2 separate regions of the Homo sapiens genome follow, and region 2 is linked to region 1. A link is a contact called in ENCODE Hi-C or POLR2A ChIA-PET data. All regions are on one chromosome and are shown on one strand. The core of a region is the stretch at or near the end of the contact, and the rest is flanking DNA. Distances in the headings are between cores, read along the strand shown.

The links. Hi-C counts contacts between places; a loop is a spot of excess contacts on that map. ChIA-PET counts read pairs that join two places held with the same protein, here RNA polymerase II (POLR2A).
Region 2: a map of Caco-2 shows a loop between it and region 1 (12-fold over the local background). The contact joins two enhancer-like sites. A Hi-C loop is called at or near these places in 1 of 168 maps with a recorded cell type or tissue (Caco-2). POLR2A ChIA-PET finds 5 or more read pairs at or near these places in 2 of 52 experiments (A673 and CD4-positive, alpha-beta T cell).

The regions. Positions count from the first base shown.
Region 1 is chr1:47,707,296-47,711,195 of GRCh38, reverse strand. No RefSeq gene overlaps it. Among named protein-coding and RNA genes, the nearest start is that of LINC01738, 21 kb to the right of the region's middle. RefSeq lists enhancers at 1-386, 2,173-3,139 and a silencer at 456-525. Within about 2 kb of position 2,060, at least 3 of the 41 ENCODE cell types and tissues checked have a DNase peak (open chromatin) inside an H3K27ac peak, as active enhancers do.
Region 2 is chr1:47,476,156-47,480,055 of GRCh38, reverse strand. No RefSeq gene overlaps it. Among named protein-coding and RNA genes, the nearest start is that of FOXD2, 40 kb to the right of the region's middle. Within about 2 kb of position 1,720, at least 9 of the 41 ENCODE cell types and tissues checked have a DNase peak (open chromatin) inside an H3K27ac peak, as active enhancers do.

The DNA of each region.
Region 1 (3,900 bases), core at 811-3,310:
TTTGTCTGAGACCTCACAGCCTGTTCTAGACTAGAATTTGAACCCGAGTCTGTCTGACTCCAAAGCCCTCTTCCTTAAACCTCGGTGAGAGCCAGACCCTAGCCTGGGAGCCGGGTGCACGTGAGGGGGGAAGCAGATCCAGTCTGGGTGCTGGCTCCGCTACTCGCCAGCGAGTGGCCTTGGGCCTGCTTCGGTTGCCCCATCTGTATAGTGGGAATAATAATTATTGCCCTGCTGGCCTTACAGGACTCCTGTAAAAAATCAAGGACGGGGTGGAAGCGAGTGGAAAACTACCGTGGTGTTCAAACGCTGTGACTGGGTGTCCCATGTGCTTTACAGCATACAAAGCGTACGGTATACAAAATGCATCCTCGTGTGGTCTCAGGTCACCCTCTCCGCAGCTAATCGATCCTCGCCTGCGCAATCATTGAGAGAGAGGAGTCAGATGCCGCGTCCAAGTCCAGCAGGACCGCGGGACACGGGTCAGCCCAGCAGCCGCCTGCGCCTCCGGCCACGAACGCAAGAGGGCGCCATGGGCCTGCAGCGAGCCCCGGCTGCCCGACCCGCAGAGCGCAACCTCTCTCGCGCTCCGCTTCGCCCCGCAGCTTCCAGGCTTCGCTCAGGGCCTGGAGGTGCGTGGGGTTCCAGGGGCGTCCGGGAGGGATGGCGGAGAGTTGTGCAGTCTGAACTTGAAATTTGAAGTCAGAAAAACCAGCTGCCTCTTACTGCTGTGTGACCTCTTGTGAGACGTTTGGCCTCTCTGAGCTTCATTTATAATTATAGGAATATAATTATCTGCCGCCACGCCAAGCCAGCCCGCCGCAGGCACCTAGGCCCATAAAAAGAGATGGCTAAGTCTGGCTCTCAGTGCAAACATTCACACGTTAGGATTCATGTAAAGCCCTTTCTCCTGCTCTCCCCGCCCCCACCCCCGTGTACTCAGCATCTGAAGCCCCTCCAGCGAGGTATGAATGGTCTCTGCATTCTCATTTTTTGGGCGCGCAGACTAAGGCTCAGGCTGCTCTTTCTGGGATCATGTGGCTCATCCGGACAGAGACTGGCTGGCCTTCCGGCACCAGCACCAGACTCCGACCCTTCCAGGTCCCGCGGCCTCGGCGCCAGCCGGCATGGCCTGGGAGAGCGGGCCTCGGCGGCGGGGTGCTGGAGAGTCGCTTCCAATCTTCCGCAGACACCGGGTTGCTCCGGAGGCCAAAACAGTCGGAGAAGCCTAGGGGCCAGAATGCTCAGCCCCACCCCGCCCGGTCCCCGCTGAAGGGCAGCGAAGGGCAGCGGGTGTTCGGCCCCCAGTTCTGGGCTCAGCCTCTGGCCCGACTGTAACCCGCCATCCCGAGATTGCCGGGCCGCAACGCGCGCCCGCGTGTGTGGTCGGGGCTCGGTGGCTCTGGGCACTGACGGCGCACCCCGATTCCCGGGTCTCGTGGGTGCTCCTGCGCGCTCTCCCCTAGCGGTCGGCTCGAGCTGCGCCAGCAGAGCCCCTCCACTGCGGTGGGACTGCCAGGGTCAGGCCGGGGGAGGGGCGGCCCCGCGGCCTAGCCCGCGCCCTCTGCCGCGGCTGTTTGCACACATGTAATTAGCGCTAATTATCCCGGGCTTTCAGCTCGCCAGCTCCCGGCTTGAGAGCCGCGCGCCCGGTGTGAGAGCGGCCCGGGAGCAGCTGCCCCTACGCGCGAGCCCTCTCCGCCCGGGCCGGGGACACTGCGGCTCCATCCGAGTCCCCGGGACCTTGCGTCGTGTATCTGTGTGTGCCCGAGTGCCTACACTAGTGCTGGCTCGCGAGCGTCTTTGTGTGTCCGCCGCTGTGTGTTTGAAGATGCCGCCGGGGAAGGTTCGCGGGAAGCCGACGCAGATGGGGAGAGGAGGGGGTCTCAGGATAGCGGTGGTGGGGATGAAATGGTTCTCAGCTGCTAAGGAAGGAAGCTCTAGCGCCCCACTCCCTCCAGTCTGCCGCGAGTCCTGCGTAAACAGGACCCCCCGGGGCCGAGAATCCCGGGATTGCTGCTGTAACCGCCCAGCCCAGGCGTTGTCAAGCCAAACAAGTTTCCCCGGCCCCTGAGCCGTTTCGTCCCTTCTAGAAGGCCCCCGGTGCTGCCACTGCCTGCTTGAACGGGCCACCAGCGCGCCTTCCTTCTACAGGTGGCAGGGCCAGGCTCTGAAAGGTTAGGGCGCTGGCCCCGGGAGCCGCAGCAGGCGGGGGGCGCCACCCCCAGAGCCGGATTCAGGCTCGCTAGAGCTCAGAGGGTCGGCTGGGGCCAGGGAGATCGCCTCCGACTCCCAGGTCCTCTTTTCTCTCTGATCTCAGAACCCCAGCCCTTGCCGACCCGGGTGCTGCGTACTCAGCCCGTTCCCGCCGCGTCCCTCCAGCCCTCTCCCAAGGGCCAGTTCACCCTCCTCCACTCGGAAAGGAACCAGAGAGCCAGGGGGAAGCAAGCTCAGCCCCAGGGGCCTTAGGCGGAGATGGGGGCGTCAGCCTAGGTCCCCGGAGCCGGGTTTCTCAGCACACCCTCCGCCCCTCGCCGCTAGAGCGGCCCCTGGCCTTCCCCTCCCTGGGCACGGCATCCCTTGTCCAGGCTCCTGGGCACGGCATCCCTTGTCCAGGCTCCTGGGCACGGCATCCCTTGTCCAGGCTCCTGGGCACGGCATCCCTTGTCCAGGCTCCTGGGCACGGCATCCCTTGTCCAGGCTCCTGGGCACGGCATCCCTTGTCCAGGCTGCTGGGCACGGCATCCCTTGTCCAGGCTCCTGGGCACAGTCTCTTCCGGCCTGTCTCTCTCTTCCTCTCTGACCTGCTTCCCCGTTTCCCCGGTGTCTCGCTGTGCCTTTGCCTCTGTCTCTGCCTCTCATTTTCTCTGCCTCTCTCTCATCGGATCTTTGCCCGCGAAGCTACCCCCATCCCCCGCCCCCGCAAAGGAACACACACGGGCAGAATCCGCCTTTGCAATAAAAAACGACAACTGGGAAACAGTGAATTAAAAAGCATTAACTTAAAAACAAGCCATGTGTCTGCAAATACGTTCCAAATGACAGCCCTTTGGGAGTAGGGGTGTGTCGGCCACATGTTCTGGAGCCTCAGACGCAAAATGTAGGGGGAGCTCAGTGACTCGCGGTGTACCCCTCCTGCTAGCCACCTGGGACAGCGGGATCTGGGGGGAAGGGAGTCTCCTCTCCACCCTGTCATGGACCCCTACCGGGTCCCCTGGACCCTTTTAGCGTTCTGGCATCTGCTGGTCCCGCCTACTCCCTCCCCACCCCCCCCCCCCCACAAACTTTCCCAACGCTGACCTCAACTCTCCTTTTGCGCCAGCCCTCCCCGTCCCCACCCCACTCACATCGATTCCACCTCCCCCCATCCCAAGTCTTCCACCCCACACCCCTTGTTGCACCAGAGGCCTGCCCTGACCCACCCTCATTCTGCCCTCCTGCCCCTAGACCACCCAGCAGTCCTGGCTCGGAGAAGTGGTTAGAACCAAAGATTTCCTTGACCTGAAGAGACTCCCCAGGGAACTGAAGGCAGAAAGGGTGCTGCCAGCCCCACGACCTGCAGCTGCTGTGTCCTGCCCATGCTAATCAAAGATGGTGTCTCCAAAGGCTGGCCTCTCCCAAGGTTGCACAAGTAGGCTGCTGCCTTTTGAAGCCCCTCACCAAGACAGGACCTCCCTTCAAAGTTTCATCATGCTGCCCCCTCTCCCCGCCCCCACTTATTCCTAACAACCTTCCTTAGCCTTTTTCTCTGGAAACTGGAAGAACTGGAGTACATCCACTAGGCTTAATTACAGAAGATAGGACTGGGTGGGGGCCCAGATTTCTACTTCACCTTCAGTGTCTTCTCAACTGGGAGAGAGATCTTGAGCCCATAAACCAGAGGGAGAAGGAGTTCTGGAG
Region 2 (3,900 bases), core at 471-2,970, 230 kb after region 1:
GAAGCAGACAGAGAGCAATGAATAGAGATAGAGGCAGAGAGAGAGACTTGAAGCAAGGAGAAGCTGAAAGAGAAGAGGCCCGGCCAAAAGCTCTGGGACAAGATCGGCCAAGATGAGTCTGAGCTCATGCATCAGCAAGTCCTGGCAACAGATGGAGAGGCCAAGAGGTGAGGGGTGGTGAAGGTTCACAGGCTTGGACACCAGCTCACCCTATCCTGGCATTTTTGTGGCACACGCGCACCCAGTTTGGGTGCAGCTGGCGAGGCAGGAAGAGGGACTTTGGGTGGCAGTCCAGCCAGGACCAATCCCTACACCATCATCACTGCCTTGGTTTTCTTTGCCCATGTAAGGGTGACCATAGCCAGGCCCACCTTATGGATTGGTTGTTGCGAGCACTGGCAAGCTAGAGTCTGTGAAGTGAATGATAAATAGAAGAAACTCAAAAAGTGAGTAATAAATAAAAGCTGTTACACCATAACCCCTACTAACTCTCACCCACGAAATGGGGATTCACACATCTGCTGCTCTAGGTGTGGACGCAGCCGTGAATGAAGCAGACAAAAAGCCCTGCCCTCCAGAGAAACAGACAGTAAACAAAACACACAATTAAAAGATACAGTGTGAGATGGCAGGAAGTGCTGAGGAGAAGGACAAGGCAGCGGGGGAGAGGGGGTACCCAGGTGATGGGACCAGGCAAGGCGGGTTCCATGCAAAAACTGCTGTCCAAGAAAGGTTCACTGAAAAGGTGACATTTTGGCAGAAACTTTTTTTTTTTTTTGAGACGGAGTCTTGCTTAGTTGCCCAGGCTGGAGTGCAGTGGCACGATCTCGGCTCACTGCAAGCTCCACCTCCCAGGTGCACGCCATTCTCCTGCCTCAGCCTCCCGAGTAGCTGGGACTACAGGCGCCTGCCACCACGTCCGGCTAATTTTTTTTGGTTTTTTTTTAGTAGAGATGGGGTTTCACCATGTTAGCCAGGATGGTCTCGATCTCCTGACCTCGTGATTCACCCGCCTCGGCCTCCCAAAGTGCTGGGATTACACGCGTGAGCCACCACGCCCGGCCAGAGAAACATTTTACTAAGAGGTAAGGGAGGGAATCTACCAGATCTGGGAAGACCGTTCCAGGCAGAGAGAACAGTTTCGTGCAAAGTTTTTCAGGTGGGAGGAAAAACCCTGAGGCCCAAAGGGAGAGAGGAGGAGCAAGAGGAGGGGAGGGGAGCTGGGGGGTCTAAGCCAGGCTAACCAACATGTTCACCCATCCCTCTGGCTCCAAAATTGACAACAGACTGAAGGGAAGTGGGGCAGAATTTAGGAAGTTAACTTAATAATCCAGGAGTCAGATCCAGGAGATGATGGTGTCTGGGACCTGGAGGGTAGCGGTGGAGGCTGAGAAGTGGTTGGATGATGAATAATTGTTTGAGGGTAGAATCAGCAGGGTTTCCTGCCTGGTTATTGAGGAGTCTAGAGAAATGTGTATGAAGGTCTCAGTGCACATGCCACGGGCATAGACCTGACCCTCAAGTAGAGGCTCCATAAGTGGGCTGTTAGGCCCCACGCAGGACCGCGTGGAAAGCAGCTGACAAGGAACAGCATTGCACCAAAAGCCTCTATAGTGCAGCCAAGCAAGAAAGGGGTATCCCCAGAGCCTGTGAGCCCCTCCCCTACCACTCCCTGCCCGAATAGGACCGCAGAGGCCACAGGTTACGGAGAGGGAGCTCACACCCCGGCAAAGATTGATGCCTTTTAAACAGACCCAGAGTGAGAAGGACAGAGAAAGTCAATATTTGTCCGAGCAAGCCAAACAGGCCGGCTCGCCCAGGAATGTGAGGGAGGGAGGGAGGCCCAGTGCCCAGAGAACATTATTTCAACAGACAGATATTTGGAAACCGTCGCTGTCCTGGGGATGGGGGAAGGGGGCAGTTCACCCAGCCCTCATTCCTGCCCAGGGATGGATGGGACCAGGCCTGGCAGCAAGGGGGTGAGAAGGGAGGGGACAAAGGGACAGTGGGGAGGGAAAAAGCAGATCAGGGCAGAGGAGCTGGAAACTGAGGGTCAGAAAGGGGAAGGGATTACCCAGGACATACAGGTGAAATCCTCCAATGGTTTTTCACATCTTTCAATTCAACTGCAAACATTGTAGCCTGCTCTAGGCGGCTTTCCACCATCCAGACCCTGCCTACCTGTCTTGTCTCACCTCCCTGCACCCCCAGCGAATCTGAGCATTTTATGGTACCAAAGCACACCCAGTGCTCAGCTTGCTTTTGCATACACCATTCCTCCACTGGACACACCTTTTTTTAACTCTGATTCATTCTTCAAAACCTAGTTCAAGGTTCACCTGCACCAGCAGTCTTCTTGTTTGAGGTTAAGAGCTGGAGGCTCAAATCCAAAGAGGGCGGGACTTGCCAGTTACTGGCTGTAGAACTTTAGGCAAGTTCCTTGACCTTTGTAAGTCTTAGTTTTCTCATCTGCAAGATGGTGTGGGAGGCCGAATAATGCTCCCCACCCTCAAGATGTCCACATCCTCATCCTCAGAGTCTGTGAATATGTTACCTTACATGGTGAAAGGGACTTTGCAGATGTGATTAAATGAAGGATCTCAGATGGAGAGATTATCATGGATTATCAGGGTGGGCCCAGTGTAATCACAAGGGTCCCTATAAGAGGGAGGCAGGAAGGTCACAGTGAGACCAGGAGATGTGATGATAGAAGCAGAGATTGGAGAGATGCAGGGGCCACAAGCCAAGGAATGCAGGTGGCCCCTAGAAGTTAAACAAGGTAAGAAAATAGATTATTCCTCAGAGTCTCTAGAAGCAACAGCCCAGCTAACACCTTGACCTTAGTCCAGTGAAACTTGTTTTGGACTTCTGAACTCCAAACTGTAAGATGATAAATTTAGGTTGTTTAAAGCCGCTAAGTTTACAGTAATTTGTTACAGCAATAGGAAACTAATTCAGCTAAGTACCACATTCATACCTACCGCCAAGGTTCTTGTAAGTAAGAACTAAATAACTTTATATATAAAGTTATAGTACATATATATACTATATCTATATAGTTTATATATATTTAAAAGTGACTGTATATATACATATATATATATATATATACACTTACAAGAACCCTGGAGGTAGGTATGAAGACCCCTTAGCATTGTACCTGATAGAGAGAAAGGGCTCAGGGGCTGTTGAGTATCCCTGTTGGTGCTACCACGTCTACATCCCGGCCTCTTCACAATCCCTTCCAACTTGGTCTTTAATGTCTGTGTGCATCTCTGCCTGCTTCTCCAGATAGTGAGCAATTTAAGGGCAGGCACACAGTGTTATATTAGTCTTGGTATCGTCAATACCAGGCACTTAGCAAATGCTCAAAAAATGTTGAATGAATAAGTGAATGAATGAATGAATGAATGCTGGCATTTGTCCATGCACAATGTGGCTTTAATCATACAAATTCGACAACCATGGGACCAAGCTTTAGAATCCAAACCCCAGAAGCGATCTCTGGAAATAGTTGGGTCCTGAAGGGCGGACAGGTGGATGGAGGATACCAATCACCCACCTAGGTTTGTCTCGGAATTTCCAAGTAGCTTCTCCTTGCGACACTGCAAGAAGCTGAGGTTTCTTTTTTCTGAGACAGGATCTGGCTCTGTCACACTAGCTGGAGTGCAGTGGCGCAATCTTGGCTCACTGCAACCTCTGCCTCCCAGGCTCAAGCCATCTTCTCACCCCAGCCTCCTGAGTAGCTGGGACCACAGGCGCACAACACCACGCCTGGCTAATTTTTGTATTTTTTGTAGCGACAGGGTTTCACCATGTTGCCCAGGCTGATCTCAAATTCCTGAGCTCAAGCAATCCACCCACCTTGGCCTCTCAAATTTCTGGGATTACGGGCGTGAG